2 separate regions of the Homo sapiens genome follow, and region 2 is linked to region 1. A link is an interaction called in ENCODE POLR2A ChIA-PET data of the cell type or tissue named here. Cell type or tissue: GM12878. All regions are shown on one strand.

Region 1 (8,000 bases):
AGTTTAACCGGAGAGCTGCTCTGTCTCAGAGCTGGAGTCTGAGGGGGGGACCTAGTCAGCTGGAGTGGCCGGTAATCCAGCATTAAGTTTTGAGTTGTTTGCTCTCTTGTGGTGCAATTCTTTTATTCCAGCTTATTAAACTTTGCTGTGTACACAAATGCTTTCTGCAAGTGGGTTTTTTTTAAAAACCATGGAAAGAGATGGTCCATGGACCTGTCAATGTGAAACAGAGGGATGAGGCCCAGGAGGTGAGACGCCAGTAAGAGTGAACGGTTAAGAAAAGTCAGAACCAGGCCGGGCGCGGTGGCTCATGCCTATAATCCTAGCACGTTGGGAGGCCGAGACAGACAGCCTGAGCTCAGGAGTTCAAGACCATCCTGGGGAATATGGTAAAACCCTGTCTCCACTAAAATACAAAAAATTAGCCAGGTGTAGTGGTGCACGCCTGTAGTCCTAGCTACTTGGGAGGCTGAGGCAGGAGAATCACTTGAACCCAGGAGGCAGAGGTTTGCAGTGAGCCGAGATCACACCATTGCACTACAGCCTGGATAACAGAGCAAGGGTCTGTCTCCAAAGAAAAAAGAAAAGAAAAGAAAAGAAAAGTCAGAACCCCAGATCAGACTAGGTCAACAGACGTTAGAGAAAACCGAGGAGTCTCTGAGGTTTAGGGAGAGACACTGAGTTTCCCACTGTACATAAATAAAATGGAGGTTTTTACCCAAATACTTTTAAATTTTCAAGAAGGTCACTTTTAATTCACACATCAAAGATATAATATATGCAAGGCACTTAGCACAGAGCCTGGCCCATGGTATTATCTTAATAAATGGTGATGATGATGATGATGATGATGATTTTACATTCAAAGTGACAAAGGGTTTTCTATTTTCTCTCTTTATCATCAGCAAGTTTTAGCAATTGCAAGCAGTTATCACCGAAAAATAGTGTTGTTGGACACCAATTCGATTTTCTCGTACCTGCAAGTCTCATCAAGCTCCCAGAGCTTTTCTAAATGGGCTTTATTCTGTCTCTTCTGGGCACTCAGAAGCACTTGTCCTCAAGCTCCCTAGGACAGGAGCTGGAAAATAGGAGGGAAACATTGTCAAAGCCTAAATGTTATTTGGGGAGTAGTTGGCTTCTCACGTTTCACAGTGAATGGAAGGTACTTGATGGTACCTAGGCATGCGGCCTTGTGTGAATGTCTTCCTTATAGCAGAAATCCCATCCCATCCTACCTCTCCACACCCCAGAGAGAAAACAGGATCAAGGGAAGTCAGAGTTCGTTCCAAAGAGAATGACCTCCACCCCAAGTCTTATCACAAATATAAGCATCTTGTGAGCAAACTACTTTTCCTTCTGAATTTGAAAGACTCTCTAAGTGAGCTCATCTCTATCCAGAGAAAAGGCCAAGGTGTAAGAGAATAGATCCCCAAATCCTTCCTCAGTTGTTTTAGCCTATTTGTGCTGCTACACCAAAATAGCTGAAACTAGGTAATTTATAAAGCAGAGAAATGTATTTCTTGCTGTTCTGGAGGCTGGAAAGTCTAAGATCAAGGTGCCAGCAGGTTCAGTGCCTGGAGAGGACCCATCCTCTGCTTCCAAAACTGTACTTCGTCGCTACGTCCTCACATGGCAGAAGAGGCCAAAGTTGTGTCCTCGCATGATGGAAGGCTGAAGGGCAAAAGAAGATAGAGAGGGAGAACTCTCTCCCTCATCAAGTTCTTTTTGTAAGGACCTCTACTCTTATCCATGAAAGCAGAGCTCTCATATCCTAATCACCCCCTAAAGGCCCTACCTCTTAATACTACTGTTAAGTTAGAAATTAAGTTTCAACACGAATTTTGGAGGAGACACAAACATTCAAGCTATGTCATCAATGCCCATATCCAGACCAGGCAGTGAAAATAACTACCAAGATTTCTAATGGAGGAGTCACTACTTTCAGGTTCCCTGATGCCAGGTTCCATGACTTCCTTGGTCATGCCAACATATTGCAGGGAAACGCATCATTATTATAACGTAGCATTCCGTTGGCAACTTGATGTTAGCACTCAAACAATCCTTGTGTCCCCGTTAAGAATTTTCCCTCCAAAAGGCTGCAAACTCATGCATCCAAGTCATTATGATACATTATTGTAAAGCCTTGGGGGAATGGATGTGTGTCTGTGTGTATGTGCGTGCGTGCATGAATGTGTGTGAGTGCGCCTGTGTGAATGACGTAACTAGGAACCCTGCACTCGAAGACAAAATTTCAAATCACCTTTCATACACGGCACCCTATAACCACTCTAAAAAGTCAGCAACTCTAAATAAATGAGATTCAAAACCAGATAAAAATATAAGAATTATTAGCAAAAACTTGAAACCCATGTTTGTAAACCTGCATTCCCCTAAGAATGAGCAGCCAGAGGTTATTGAGGAGAATATTAAAAATAGAATGATGTTAGGTTATTGAAACGTATTTAAGTGTTCTAAAAATGTAAACACTAAGATTTAGAGGGCTGTGATTTATTGCTCTAGCTAAAAATCCGATAATACATCACGGCAGATGTGAACATGGTCATCAACTTTTGAAGGGTAAAAATGAGATACCTGTCCAGGATGTCTAGCAGTTCCCTCCCCTGGATCTTTTGTGTAGCTGTGTAGCTGAATAGAAATTTTCTCAGCATTCTTTTCCTCTGGAGAAAAGCAAAGAAGTTTCCTCTGTGGAGCACACACCCTGGACTTAGCACCAAACAAAGTGCTTTAAGTACATCTACTTTAGTAGGTGTAGATATTATGTATGATGTAGATATTAGTGGCTCCGTTTCCCAGGGCAGAAATCTGAGAATCAGAGAAGTTAAATAATAAGGCCGAAGTCACACAGCTAGTGGAGGAAAACTAGAATTCAGTTGTCAACTTTAAATTTTCAGTTTATTCCCTCCAGGCCCTTCTCAAATGTACAGGACTCAACACCAAGTTGATTTTTCGTAAGTCTCATCCTTGGTCAAATCTTAACCTTGCGGATTCTCAGACCGTATTGTGAATAATAGTTTCTTCTCCCTAAATAGCCTTTTAACCTCACCTCTAAGGGTGAAGAAGAGCTGCTAAAATAATTAAAATGATTCAGTCACAAGAGCCTGCCTGTTTCAAATGTTTTGAACAAACTTTTCTGTTCTGATCTCCCAGGGAAAGCCTCCACGTGATTTGCAAGCACCTTTAGAATAAGCTAAGCCACGTGGCTTTTAAGACAGTGCCTGGTTTAACAGCTAAACTTGCGGTGGAGGAGAGCTGACCACTTCCTATGCAACTGTGTGCAATTCTTATCAGGACAAGTCCAGCTGCTCTGGGCTAACTAGCTCCCCAAAAGTGATTCCCCCAGGCCCCAGCTAGGAGCAGCTAACATAAATGCAAAATGCACAACCCCTTCCCCCTTCACAGATAAAAGGCTGTGAAATATATAGGCCTCATTTTAATAGGGCCTCAGCTAGGTCTCTGTTTTTTGCACCCACAGCTAATTGAACGGGCAACTAGAGCAGACACAATTGGACACGTAGTTAAGGAACCACCTCACCACCTGGCTTGCACACATAATTAAATATTTGCACCTGCAATGGTAGTATGTGTGAAAGTTATCCCTGTAATTAGTTGTCGGGGTAGAAATACATGTAATTTTTAAAACCTTCTCTAATTCCAATAGTTATTTTTAAATAGATATTTTTTGTTGAAATAAAAGAACTCCTAACAAATTAGTGCTTTTAAAAGAAACTATTTCATATTGTGTTCTTTTCAGGTACTCCTCTAAAAATATAGCTTTCTACTGCTTCTATAGGCAACTGAATTGTAGGAGCATTGTTTGCATGTATTTTCAGTAGGTTTGGCATGTGATTAAGTCTACCTGCTTTTCATTCATTCATTTATGCATTTGCTCAATAAACACACTAAGTCCAGACTATGCCCTTGCTTTGAGGATACTAATATATTTAAAAGGGTACATCTGCCTACAGACTCATGAGTACGGGGTGAAATTTGGATTAATATTTTTATCAAATAATTACAATTTAATATTGTAAGTGTGTATCTCATACAAGAGATGAGGGTACATAGAAAAAAAATTTAACATAAAATTTTGAGTTGTTCCCCCTCTGTGGAACAATGGTATGTGTAAAGATTTTGACAATTACACAGGTTCTTTATTTGAGAAGATTCTACTGTTTCATTACCTGCAGATGTTGTTTAACAACATGAAAGAGTTGCCTATTTTTGACATGCTGTGTAACATATAACAATAAAAGATTTTAGTAAATAAGCATATTGCCGTACTATAGGACATGAAATGCCTCTTAGCACTGATGGGAAATAAAGTCCCTCTGCCTCTCCCCCAGGAGAGATAACACGCCAACGTTTTGGCAAACGCTTTCAGTACAGATGCATATTGTGTGTCTTTATCCATAATGGACACTTGTACTTTAATTTTTATCCCCCACATCCCTTCTATTATTGAAATGCTGAAACAAAATGTCCGCAGCTTTGAGAGTAAATCCGCAGCATTTAGATTTCACATGGATTGCTCCTCTTTTCTTCACTTTGTATTTGAACTGATGATTTCTTACCTCTAAGGACACGCTGTTTTGGCCACCACTTATCTTGTCTCCTGATAAGCTGGCCCATTTAGGGTTGTCCTAGAAAGGCTTTTTCAGTCCCGAATCTTATGATTATCACACACTGTGGAATTTTGATCTAAACATTGTGAGTGTTCAGAATATCGAAAAGTCACCAAGAAGCCCCACTCTCTCCAACAAGATGACCTGCAAGGGCGGCTTGATAGGAAAGCTGAGCCCAGCTCTCAGAGAATAAGCAGGGGTGTGGGGGCAGCCTGGGAGTTGGGATCAGCCTCTAGACCTTGAAGTGCAGCAGCTGTGCGTTGTCTTTGAGGCTGAGGATCAAGCAGAGAATATGAGATAGGCAAACGTTGGCTTAAACTTTCTTCTCTCTTTGATTGTCCTTGGACATCTGCCTCATCTCCTGTCAAGAATGTTTGGCAGCTGTTAGCTCAGAATAACACAGTTCTGCTGCCCCAGCCGCTACCCCAGTCTTCTAATACTTTAAGCCAACTAGTCTCCGTTATATGCCTGGCCTGATACACAACTATGCTAATGCCTTGAGCTAACTAGCTTTCTATCAAGCCATGGAAAACACAGGGAGAGAGTCTTTGGTTTATTTTCCTCACGTGCTAATTGGCTTTAATTGTTGGCCAATTGGATTTCAAGTTCAGAAAAGACTGGACTACACAAAGACAAGTGTTAACTTAAGACCGTGGGAGAAGCAAGCCAGCCCTTTTGGTCTTTAATGTAGTAGACTTTATGCAGATGCACATGTCTCCCGGCCGTGGGGGTCCAGGGGAGAATGCTGTGGGACCATCATGATGGTTTCTTAAAATCCGTAATTTTCCCCATAGGCCAAATACCAAGCACGGGGACCACCTAACCAGAAGTTGGGGGTGAATATATTTAGCATTTTTAGCACCCATTATACCTCATGTTTTTATTGTAATGACCTTCTCTCTGTCACTAAGAAACTATCATTGTGAGAAGAGAAAGTGCTGAGTTGCAAATATTTAAAATGGACATGTTTGTATCTAATCTGGGAGACTAATATGCCATGATAATAAAAATGTAGATTTATTTCACCCACAGTCCTAATGTCACATTCATGGGTATTCATGTACGGCAAAACAGAAGTGTCAGAACTGGTCCCCTGAATACCTGTGCTTTTCAAATAAAGTACAAACAAGTCACAGTAGTCAACTACAAGGGGCATCAGGACACTATATTATTAATAGCTTTGAATTATTTCCAATAATGGTCATAGGTTCGTTCTGGGGGCTGCTGTGACTTAGAATTGCCATCGATATGGGATGATATTACAGAATGGTGACTTACTGCCCATTCTCCCAAAGTGTCCCTCCAAGAGATTACCCCAGTGCTAATTCCCCAAATTCTCTTTTTCTATATTGGGCCTGAAATGTATCTACAAACACAAATGGTTCTACTGCTTTGATGGAATTGACCAGTCAGTCAGTCTAACACCTGTCAATTCGGTCACAGGGTTTTTGACATTTTTGACTGAATTGACCAGGTGCTAGACTAAACCCACCGGTTGATTTCATCAAAAATTGTCAAACCAGTTTTGTGATTGGACAAAGCCAGAATCAACACCCTCACTGGTATTCCTCCCTGTGCCTTGTTAACACCCTTGTTTCCTCATTTTTCTGGCTCTAGATGCCAAAACACCTTGAATTTACATATATCCATATGTACCTGTATATGTGAGGATCTCTTCTAATTAACCATTGTTAAATTTGTAATTTATAAATGGTATAGTGCATAGTAAATCATCCCTTTGTATAGCTCTAGTTCCAAATAAGATAATTTAATCACCTATTAATTTATTTCACTAGCACTTTTCATTTCTAGCCCTGACATAATAGAGAGTGTGGTAAGTGCAGAATCATCACTGCTTGGCAGGCCAGACAAATGATTCCAGGCTATGTGAAGTAGCTTCTGGAGAAAGCTTTTCTCTCTTCCACTGCCCTAAGACTTACCAAGTTCAGAAATAATTTTTTATGACCATTAGTCATTGCCTATCACCACCCTCCTCACTTCCCACAGGAATTTAAGAAGCGGGAGAGGAAACTCTGTCTATTTTATCCCCTGATCACTTCCGCATGCCTAGAATTGTGGCAGCACATTACATCTAGACCCTCGGCCATGGTTCTCAGAGATTTCTGGACTAGCAATGCTTATTATAATGGGTTAGGTCTGGAAGGCGCATGCTGGAATGTCTCCTTTCTCTCAACATTCTCAGCACTTTCCACCCAGCTGACTTGAATCATTTAGTCTACCCCACATTACATTTATGATGTTATCTTATCCTTTATTCATAGACTATAAATTCCCAGCAAAGGGATAGTACTGTGGTATAGTTCATCCTATGCCAACCACAGCACCTTATAAATAGTAGACAAGAAGAAACATCTATAGGCTTAAGAACATAGTCATTGATAAGTGAAAGAGCAGTATTCACTACTAACGATCAATGCAGCACATAGGATTCACCATAGAATAACTCCTAACACTTTATTGAATAACCCATATCCTTCTCAGGCAATCCAGTGTGGATGGGTCCAGTGAGAAAAAGGAACTGGCCAACATGAGATTAGAAAGGAGGCATAGTGTAATTCAGCGATGGGTTTAATTAGAACCCTAGACTTAGCATCCTTCACTGGCCGTAAGCAAAATGTTCTCAGAAACACGTCTGCAGCACGGTGGCTCATGCCTGTAATACCAGCACTTCGGGAGGCCGAGGTGGGCAGATAGCTTGAGCTCAGGAGTTCAAGACCAGCCTGGGCAACATGGCAAAACCCCATCTCTACAAACAAATACAAAAAAATTTAGCCAGGTGTGGTGGCACATACCTGTAGTCCCAGTTACTCGGGAGGCTGAGGTGGGAGGATCATTTGAGCCTGGGAGGCAGAGGTTGCAGTGAGTCGTGACTGTGGCACTGCACACAAGTCTGGGTGACAGAGTGAGACCCTGTCTCAAAAAAAAAAAGAAAAAAAGAAAAGAAACATACCTCAGTGTAATCACACACTCCCCAAAAGAAACCCAGGTTGTTTGAAAATGCACAGCATCTCTGACAAAGTAAGCACAGGGCAACTCCACCTGCAAAGCAGCCAATTCTCCGGAAGAGCGTTTGATGATCTCTTTCAGAGGATGATTGCTTTCCCCTCCCCCTCTCTGCACCCTGTCTGATTGTATCATTCCACAAGTCACCTGCAGATAGAGAGCTGGACACACTCACCACATCATTTTGATACTCCTCATGAGCTATAGACACAGCATTTCTAGTCTTTTCACAAGATCTGACACCTCTGTTTGTCACCCTCATTTTCCTTGAAGAGTGAAACCCTTCTGAAGAGCTAAATGATATTACGTGTGACACTTGGACAGAACATCAGT
Region 2 (8,000 bases), 280 kb before region 1:
TTTCTCCTCCTTTTTTTTTTCTTCTGGGGAGATGAATATGAGTAAATAAAATGAGTGTTTGTCTGAAACTGTGTTGGGGGATTAGGCTTTGTGTTTTCCTTTTGAGGAGCAGCATGCCAACTGGCAAGCCTTGGCTGGCTACCTGGGCCGAGCACAAAAAATGAGATGCTCACCCTTGTGGCAGCGAGGCCTGCTGCTTTGAAGGACGCAGGGAGGCAGGCCTCCTCTCACCCAGAAAAGCCAGGTGCAGTTTCTGCAGCGGAGAAAGGTTATGCTTCATATGACTTCGTTTTCTCTCTGCAAATTAAGGGACAATTTATGAGTGTCTAGACAGGAATTAATCGGAATAATATTGGCTGCTTTTGACCCAAGAGTGCTATTAAAATAAAGTATATACAACACAAATATAGGACAAAATCATTTATATAGCCTATTATCATGCCAGCATCCAGAGGCACCTTACAATAATAAAATGATTTACAAAAGAAAACACTAACAAAACATATCTCAGATGACAAATGGCTTTGAAAAGCAAACTTAATCTGTTCCTGAAGTTATAGTTAAGAGAGAGAGTCTGTAAGTGCTTATGAGATAAGGAGATTGTAAATGATGGTAAAATAATAAAACAGACGGCTGGTGGAGAACCGCAGATCTAAGACAGAAGTAGTTTCTACGATTTATACGAAGTGAGTATGTGAGAATCTTCCAAGATCCCTGTAAGTACTAAACCTGGAGAATATATGTTCAAATCTAAATGTACTAAATTCCTGTCAAATGGAAACAGAAATCTTGTACTTAAAACAAAAAACAAGAAAATGCTAGCTTTCTCTATGACAAAAGTATGAAATTCAGAAAAATTTAAAAGTTGCCATTTCTATACAAATAAAACATATTATTTTTCAAAAATTTTTAAAAATGTTTGTAAATTCGCTGGCTGAGGGTAGGAAGTATTTACAGAATTAATTCTTAAAGACAACAATTTAAACCATCTGATTCATGATACGTCACCTGATTTCATTGTATGTTTTCTGACTTTGGGTAGTTTATGGAATAAAAATAAATGGTTTTTCTTTAACCTTTTATTTGGTAGAATATAACTGTTTTTACTCAATAAGAAAAAAATACGATGTACATTTTGTTATTTTAAAATAACTTTTCTCAATTATCAATTGTTTAAGTAACACAAATTCATTGCACAGAACTTTTAAAATATGTAAAAGTATCAAGAAGAAAACAAAAATCACACATAATCTCCATTTCCAGAAGTAACTACAGTTAATGCCTTGGTGTATCTTTCCTAAAATGATAATTTTTCCAAATTAACTTGAAATTGATGCTAGCCACATTTTAAACTGGAAAAATGAGCTATTTCTGTAAAAACACCTGCCACATCAAGTAGGGGTAAGAATTATGGCCACGAATGGACCAATTTAATTCTCCCCAATATTTTCTCTACCTTGATAATTATTGCATAACTATTTTAACTGGATTATCATAGTTTCTGCATTGCAATTTAAAAAAGGAAACAAAGCTACCTTTTAAAAATCAAATGCCAATATTATTTATATTTATAAAATAATATAACTCTTAATTTGAAGCAGTAAAATATCCTTCTACTTTCTTTTTTTGCTTTAGTAATAAGTAAATTAATACATTTAATCTCTTATTGACACAAATATACATACATACATATATACAGGTATATATTACAGGAATCACACATATAATTTGGCTTCTTCCTATTTCCTTTCCTTATGGTAAGAGCAGAAATGTTTCTACTTTCTCAAAAAAGACACAACAGGACAGAAGACAGGGGGTTACATTTCTGTCTTTGTTCGGGTGGTCCATCTCTGAATGGATTTAATCAGTTCAAAGCATGATGTAAAGGCAGGGTGCCCTGGCTCATGCCACTGAGGGTTGGCTCTCTGGCCTGGGTAGAAACACCCTGGGCCTTATTTTGATGTGGATTATTTCAAACAGTTCAACTGTGAATTGCTGTTCTAGCAAAAGAAATATCCAGGGCAAAATCTTCACAAAGAAAATACAATGCAAATATAATGTGAATACTGTCAGATAAAGGGCTTTTAATTTGAACTTTTATCCGTCCTTTAATGTTTCCTTGCCCCTTAAACTTGTGAATCCATCCTTCAAGATTGGAGAAAATCTCATCTCTCTACCCTCAGCACAGTTTTCCCTCTGTCTCATCTCCTTGACTATATGACTGCCAAACTGAATTCAATAGGCCTTCAAAATCATCTTGCTTTTTCTTTTCCTGTCCCATTCAGCCACAGACCCAAATGTAAGGGCAATTTTATTTTATAATATGTATTTTTGTTTCTTTCTTTCTTTTGCTATTTCATTTCTCCTGAGGGTAGTCCATTCCATGGGCCTTTTAAGAAAATTAAATATAAAATTTGGATCAGCATTTAAAGTCGTATTGGACAAACAGACATATTCACTCTTGTGATCATCTAAACCTTGATCTGGTCTTTTGAGGACTTTAGGACTAGAAAGAAAACCTCACGTCAGCTGATTCTGCTGGTAATGTCAACAGTTGCTCCACTTGAAGGAACTTCTAGCACTTCCGAGTGACTTGGAAAATGTTATTTGTTTCTTCTTCCTGCAAACATGGCTAACCTTTCTTAAGTTTATGAATTATTGTAAGTTTCTTATTACGGTATGCTTGCCCCTCCCCCAATACAGCTAGAAATTACAGGAAGGGCCACGCATGGTGGCTCACGCCTGTAATCCCAAAACTTTTGGAACCCTGAACAGGAGGATAGCTTGAGGCCAGGAGTTGGAGACCAGCCTGGTCAACACAGTGATATTCCCTTCTCTACAAAAAATAGTAATTAAAGAAATTAGCTGGGTATAGTGGCACACGCTGGTGGTCCTAGGGAGTCTGGAGGCTGAGGTGGGAGGATTGCTTGCATCTAGGGGTTTGAGACTGCAGTGAGCTATGCTCACACCACTGCATTCTAGCCTGAGTGACAGAGTGAGACCCAGTCTCCAAAAACAAGGAAAGAAAAGAAATATACCAGCTTCACGCAGAATCCCAAAGAGTAATTCTGAGAAGACAGTTCTAGTTAAAAGCTCTGGGAACTGAACTCCAATGGGAACCCTTAATACATCAAAACTAAAAAAAAGTGTCATTCTCTTCTTCCACCATTTCTGGCTATTGACAATAAATTTTGAAAACATATAAGTGACTATGTTTCCTATTAGATGAGATAATTTAATTGAAAGAATTCTGTTTGCTTAGTGGTTTGTTCTAATGAACTATTCAATTGTTGGGGTTTTATGTGGTATTTTTCCCCCTCACTAACTTTTATCTTTCTCAGCTCTTCCTAATATGGGTTCTCATTTCCTAATATGGGTTCTTTCCCGAAGGAGGGAGGCTGTCCTGCCCACATGCAGGTGCTGTGGAGTCACTATACACATGCCTGGGGTATATTCTAAACAGGCTCCCAGGAGAACAGGTAGTTGAAGAGAACAGCCCAGAGCTCACAGTGATGACTCTTCAGAGGCAGCATTGCATTCTGGCTAATGGGCTGAGCCCTAGAGTCAGATGGTAACCCTATGCCACTGAGTGGAGCGCACCAGCTATGTGAGCTTGGGCATATGGTTTAATGGTGCCTTAACCCATAAAATAGGGACAATGTATAGTAGCATCTATTATTAAGATGTCTACCTGTATTTAAAGAACTTCAGATTGCGCCTGTAGTTTGGTGCTCAACAAATCCTAGTACATATTAGTAATTGCACCTTAAGTTCATACTGGTTTAATTCTTTTAAAGCCACGTTCACACATTTCTTTACACAGGCTTTTCTGTCATTGGGAAAAAGGGACTGTTTTCAGACAAAAAAAAAAAAAAAAAGGGCAGGTGCAGTGGCTCGTGCCTGTAATCCCAGCACTTTGGGAGGCCAAGGCAGGTGGATCACCTGAGGTCAGGAGTTCGAGACTAGCCTGGCCAAAATGGTGAAATACCGTCTCTACTAAAAATACAAAAAAATTAACCAGGCTTAGTGGCGCACGCCTGTAGTCCCAGCTACTCGGAAGGCTGAGGCAGGAGAATGGCTTGTACCCAGGAGGCGGAGATTGCAGTGAGCTGAGATTGTGCCACTGCACTCCAGCCTGGACAAGAGCAAAACTCCATCTAAAAAAAAAAAAAAAAAACCCTGGAATTATTATCAGAACTACATATATTGGAATCCCAATTATGCCCTTGATTGACTAGGATGTGATCTTGAACCCAGGAACTTAGCTCTTTGAGACAAGGAGTTGGAGACTAGCCTGGTCATCATAGTCACATCCCATCTCTACAAAAAATAACAAAAATTAGCTGGGCAGGGTGGCACACACTTGTGGTCCTAGCTACTTGGAAGGCTGATGCAGGAGGATTGCTTGAGCTAAGTTTTCTTGGAGCTAAGTTTTCTGATCTGTAGTAAAGCCTAATGCCTCCCTCTCCAGGATTTTGAGAATTAAATGAGATGATATAAGCAAAGCTCCTGTTAATTAACAAATCTTGATTTGAATTGAAATCTGCTTCAGGTTTGTCTGTATGTAAAGCTAAACGCTGTACTGGCTGTTTACATGCACACTTTTTTCAGGTTTATTTTTTGTTAACCTAGAAAATCAACCAAAGATTGTATCCTCAAATTGTCTCTAAACCATTGTTATACACATTGCTAATTACACAAGCAACATCCAACATTCACTTCCTCTCCTGATCACTTTTTCCAGTATTATGCCCACAGTAAATAGGCCATTGACAAGTTAACCTGACTCTATCACAACAATCTTGGTAATTTCTTTAATGTCACTTGCAGCTAGAGGTGGGCACGTATTAATACACAAGGGAAAACTCTGTTACAGTACTCCTGGGAAAGATTTTGCCCACTGATAAAAGAAAAAGCTCTTTTTATGTGGCCCTCACATTCTGCCTTGAATGCATTTGGAAAAGGCTAAGCTGCCTGGATCTGTGGCAGCCACACTGCAAGCAAGAGGCAATACTGAGAAAGGTGGAACAAAGTATTGGAAAGTCCTTAAAAACATCACAGAGCCGCTGCACTACCAGTAGAACCATTTCTCTAGACTCTCTGGATGGAAAGATTATTAAGTATCTTTATTGTTCGAGCCACCGTTAACCAGATATTCTGTCACTTTCAGCTGGTATGACTATACATCTCTAAGACTCCTGTTTGCTTAATCTAGCTCTCTGACTTCTTATTCCTGCTGGCTAGATGATGCCAGAAATATAGATCTAGACATAGATACGGATATGGGTACAAATATAGATATAGGTATACATATCTGCTGTGTATATATTTGCACAGGGATTCTACACAACCAGCAAAAGGAAATAAGAGGAATTAAGATATAGGAGGATGTTTCCAGAGTCGGGTGAGAGATTACATTTACATAAATATTCCTTCAGCTTCCTAGGTGAGTAAGAATCATATTAATAATAAAAATGAAACCTACCGGTTATTGCACTTTCTCTCTTGCCATACTTGTTACTAAGCATTATCTGCATTATTTCACATAACCCTCAAATTAGTCCTCAGAGGTAGACATTTTTATCTCCATTTTACAGATGAAAACCCTGAGCTTTACAAAATCAAAGCTGTCCAACTTATCCTACTAAATTCATATATACTATTTCACCCTCTAACCTTCTTCATGTTAGCCTCACGAATCCTTTCCCATCCTGCAGGTCTGAACTGAAACCTCACTTTCTTGGAAAAGCCTTTCATGACCCCAGGCTAGATTGGATTATTGGAGATAAACACGCTGTTAGCATCGTGTACATCTTCCTCACTGTCTTTCACACATTTGCAATCATTTAATTGCCTGTAGTTATTACCTTCTTTTCCCCCTCCGTATGTTTCTTGGGAGGAGTGTCCATGTCTATCCTGTTCGTCATCGTAGCCGCGGGGTTTGGCCCTCTGCTGAACTTATAAAACAAGTCGTTCACAATGTTTTTGTGTCTTTGGTACTGTTTAGAATTTTAGAACTTTTCACAGCACTTAAAAAGGAAAATAAAAGATTCAAAGACTCTTGAGAATGTCTGATCACATCCATAAAGCATTCTGCGTCATCCCTGTAGTTGCTTGTGTAACCTTCCATCTGTGTACTTAGCTGTTCCAGGAAGCTTCCATTGCTCCATTTACGGATTCACCAAGCAAAGTTCCACTTTCAGCCTGACACATTAGTCCAAAGGTGGAGTAATTGTGCCCAGCACACCTTGCACCACATGAGCCATTCAGCTCAGTACTACACCCTGTAGGGATCACTGTAACAGTATTGCGATTAAGGCTGCTAATTGTCATCCAGTCACTAGTCTTCCATTTTTCTTTTTAATAACAGAGCCCTGCCCCCGAGCCCCTGAGCTTTAGCTAGCAAGTAGCCATCCAACTGAAAGCTGCATTTCTCAGACTTACTTGCATCTTGTTTTGTCCATGTGCACCTTCTTGCCAATGCAATGGAAGCAAAATGTGATGTGTGTAATTCCCTTTTTACTTCCTTGCTCTCCATGACTTTGATTTCCTCCTTCCTGTGGAACATGTGTAACACAGGCATGAATCTTGTGGGCCAAGTTTGGCCATGTATCCAAGAAAGCTCAACTTTAGGGAATTGCTGAGTTGCAAGAGTTCACTGCAGAAGCAGCTAGGGTTCTACAACCACTTGTAGCAGAGTCGACTACTGCCCCAGGCCTCCCACACACTTTGGACTATTCTATGACTGATACTAACTTGTATCTCGTCATTATGTTTTTGTTTTCTTTTTCTTAGCAAAGCTTAGACCAAACACCAACAAATACGGATATGTATATGCGGTTATAAAGAAGAGAAAGTTTACAAATCAAAAAAACCTGATGGTACTTCCTGAGAGTTTACAGTGTATCAGTGTGCCATATGTCATGGCCCAGGGGTCTAGAGCCAGTACTTTGCATTACCTAATATGGTAGAATATGTTGATCTTATCAGCTATCCTTTGGAACTATAACCTTCAAGTGACATGCGCACAGCTACTCCTAACCCTCCAAGGTAGCTGGATGAGAAAGCAACACACTTGAGCAAAGAGAGAGTTGAGGCACCCCCTCTAGCATTGGGCTGTCTAAACGCTGGTGAGAATGGGTTGATTTGACTGTCAATTCTGCAGTGATGTTCATTTTGTCCTGTGTCTGGATTTTCTGATAGATTCTGCCAACTCCTGGGGAAAGGTGGCAGCACTCACTGAAAAAATTGTAAAATAAATCTGTTGTAAAGTAACAAAGAGACAAGGTCCCTGATTGTTCTACCTATTAGTAAGGTTGTATTTTGCTTGGTATTTTTCTCTGCCAAAATGGTGATGGCCACATGGGTGACCAACTGCATGAAGATGACAGTAATGATGGAGATGATCTCAGGAGACCGTGACTAGCCTTAGATTCAACCATGTCCTCAGCAGAGACCAGGAGCAAATAGACAGAAAATGGGAGAGCAAAGTAGATAATACAGAGAACAATTGTGGCCTCTGGAAATGAAACAGGGAAGAACAGAACTAACCTGTAATGGACAAAGGATTCCAATCATTATGGTTAAGGATTCTGAACTTGGCTAGGCCTCTGCCTGAATCAGGGAAGTGCTTGAATTAGGGTTGAGAAGCCCAGCCCGGTTGCTTATGAGAGTCTTTCATTGACATTTTTATTGTTATCCTCACCCATTTGATTATATTTCATGCAGAATGGTATGAGCTGAGAAACCTGGACCACATTTCTAAAATATAAATATCTACATGCAAAGCAAGTCTTCTTTATTTATCATAGAGATCTGCCTGGGAATCAAAATAAACAGTTATATAGTTTGCAGTGGGGCTAGGCTCAAGACTGTCCCCCTCCAGCAACGAAGAAAAACACTCTGGGGTCAGGCCAAACTCCTCTGGGGATCTTTTTCAGAGAATAACTAACTAGACAGACATACTTTCGTCTCAAAGTGTATTTCAGAATTACATGATG

What was found. Peaks named below come from ENCODE experiments on the same cell type or tissue, not always from the same donor. Only the 100,000 strongest peaks of a DNase experiment are listed, where the experiment ranks them.
Region 2: POLR2A ChIA-PET joins it to region 1 with 7 read pairs; 2 of 35 experiments call an interaction of 5 or more read pairs at or near these places.

Annotation. Positions count from the first base shown.
Region 1 is chr15:95,926,232-95,934,231 of GRCh38, forward strand. No RefSeq gene overlaps it. Among named protein-coding and RNA genes, the nearest start is that of NR2F2-AS1, 400 kb to the right of the region's middle. RefSeq lists a cis regulatory region at 4,803-4,916. In GM12878, no CTCF peak of the experiment used is centred here; a DNase peak (open chromatin) is centred at 3,270.
Region 2 is chr15:95,647,511-95,655,510 of GRCh38, forward strand. No RefSeq gene overlaps it. Among named protein-coding and RNA genes, the nearest start is that of LINC00924, 220 kb to the left of the region's middle. RefSeq lists a silencer at 1,859-2,014. In GM12878, no CTCF peak of the experiment used is centred here; no DNase peak of the experiment used is centred here.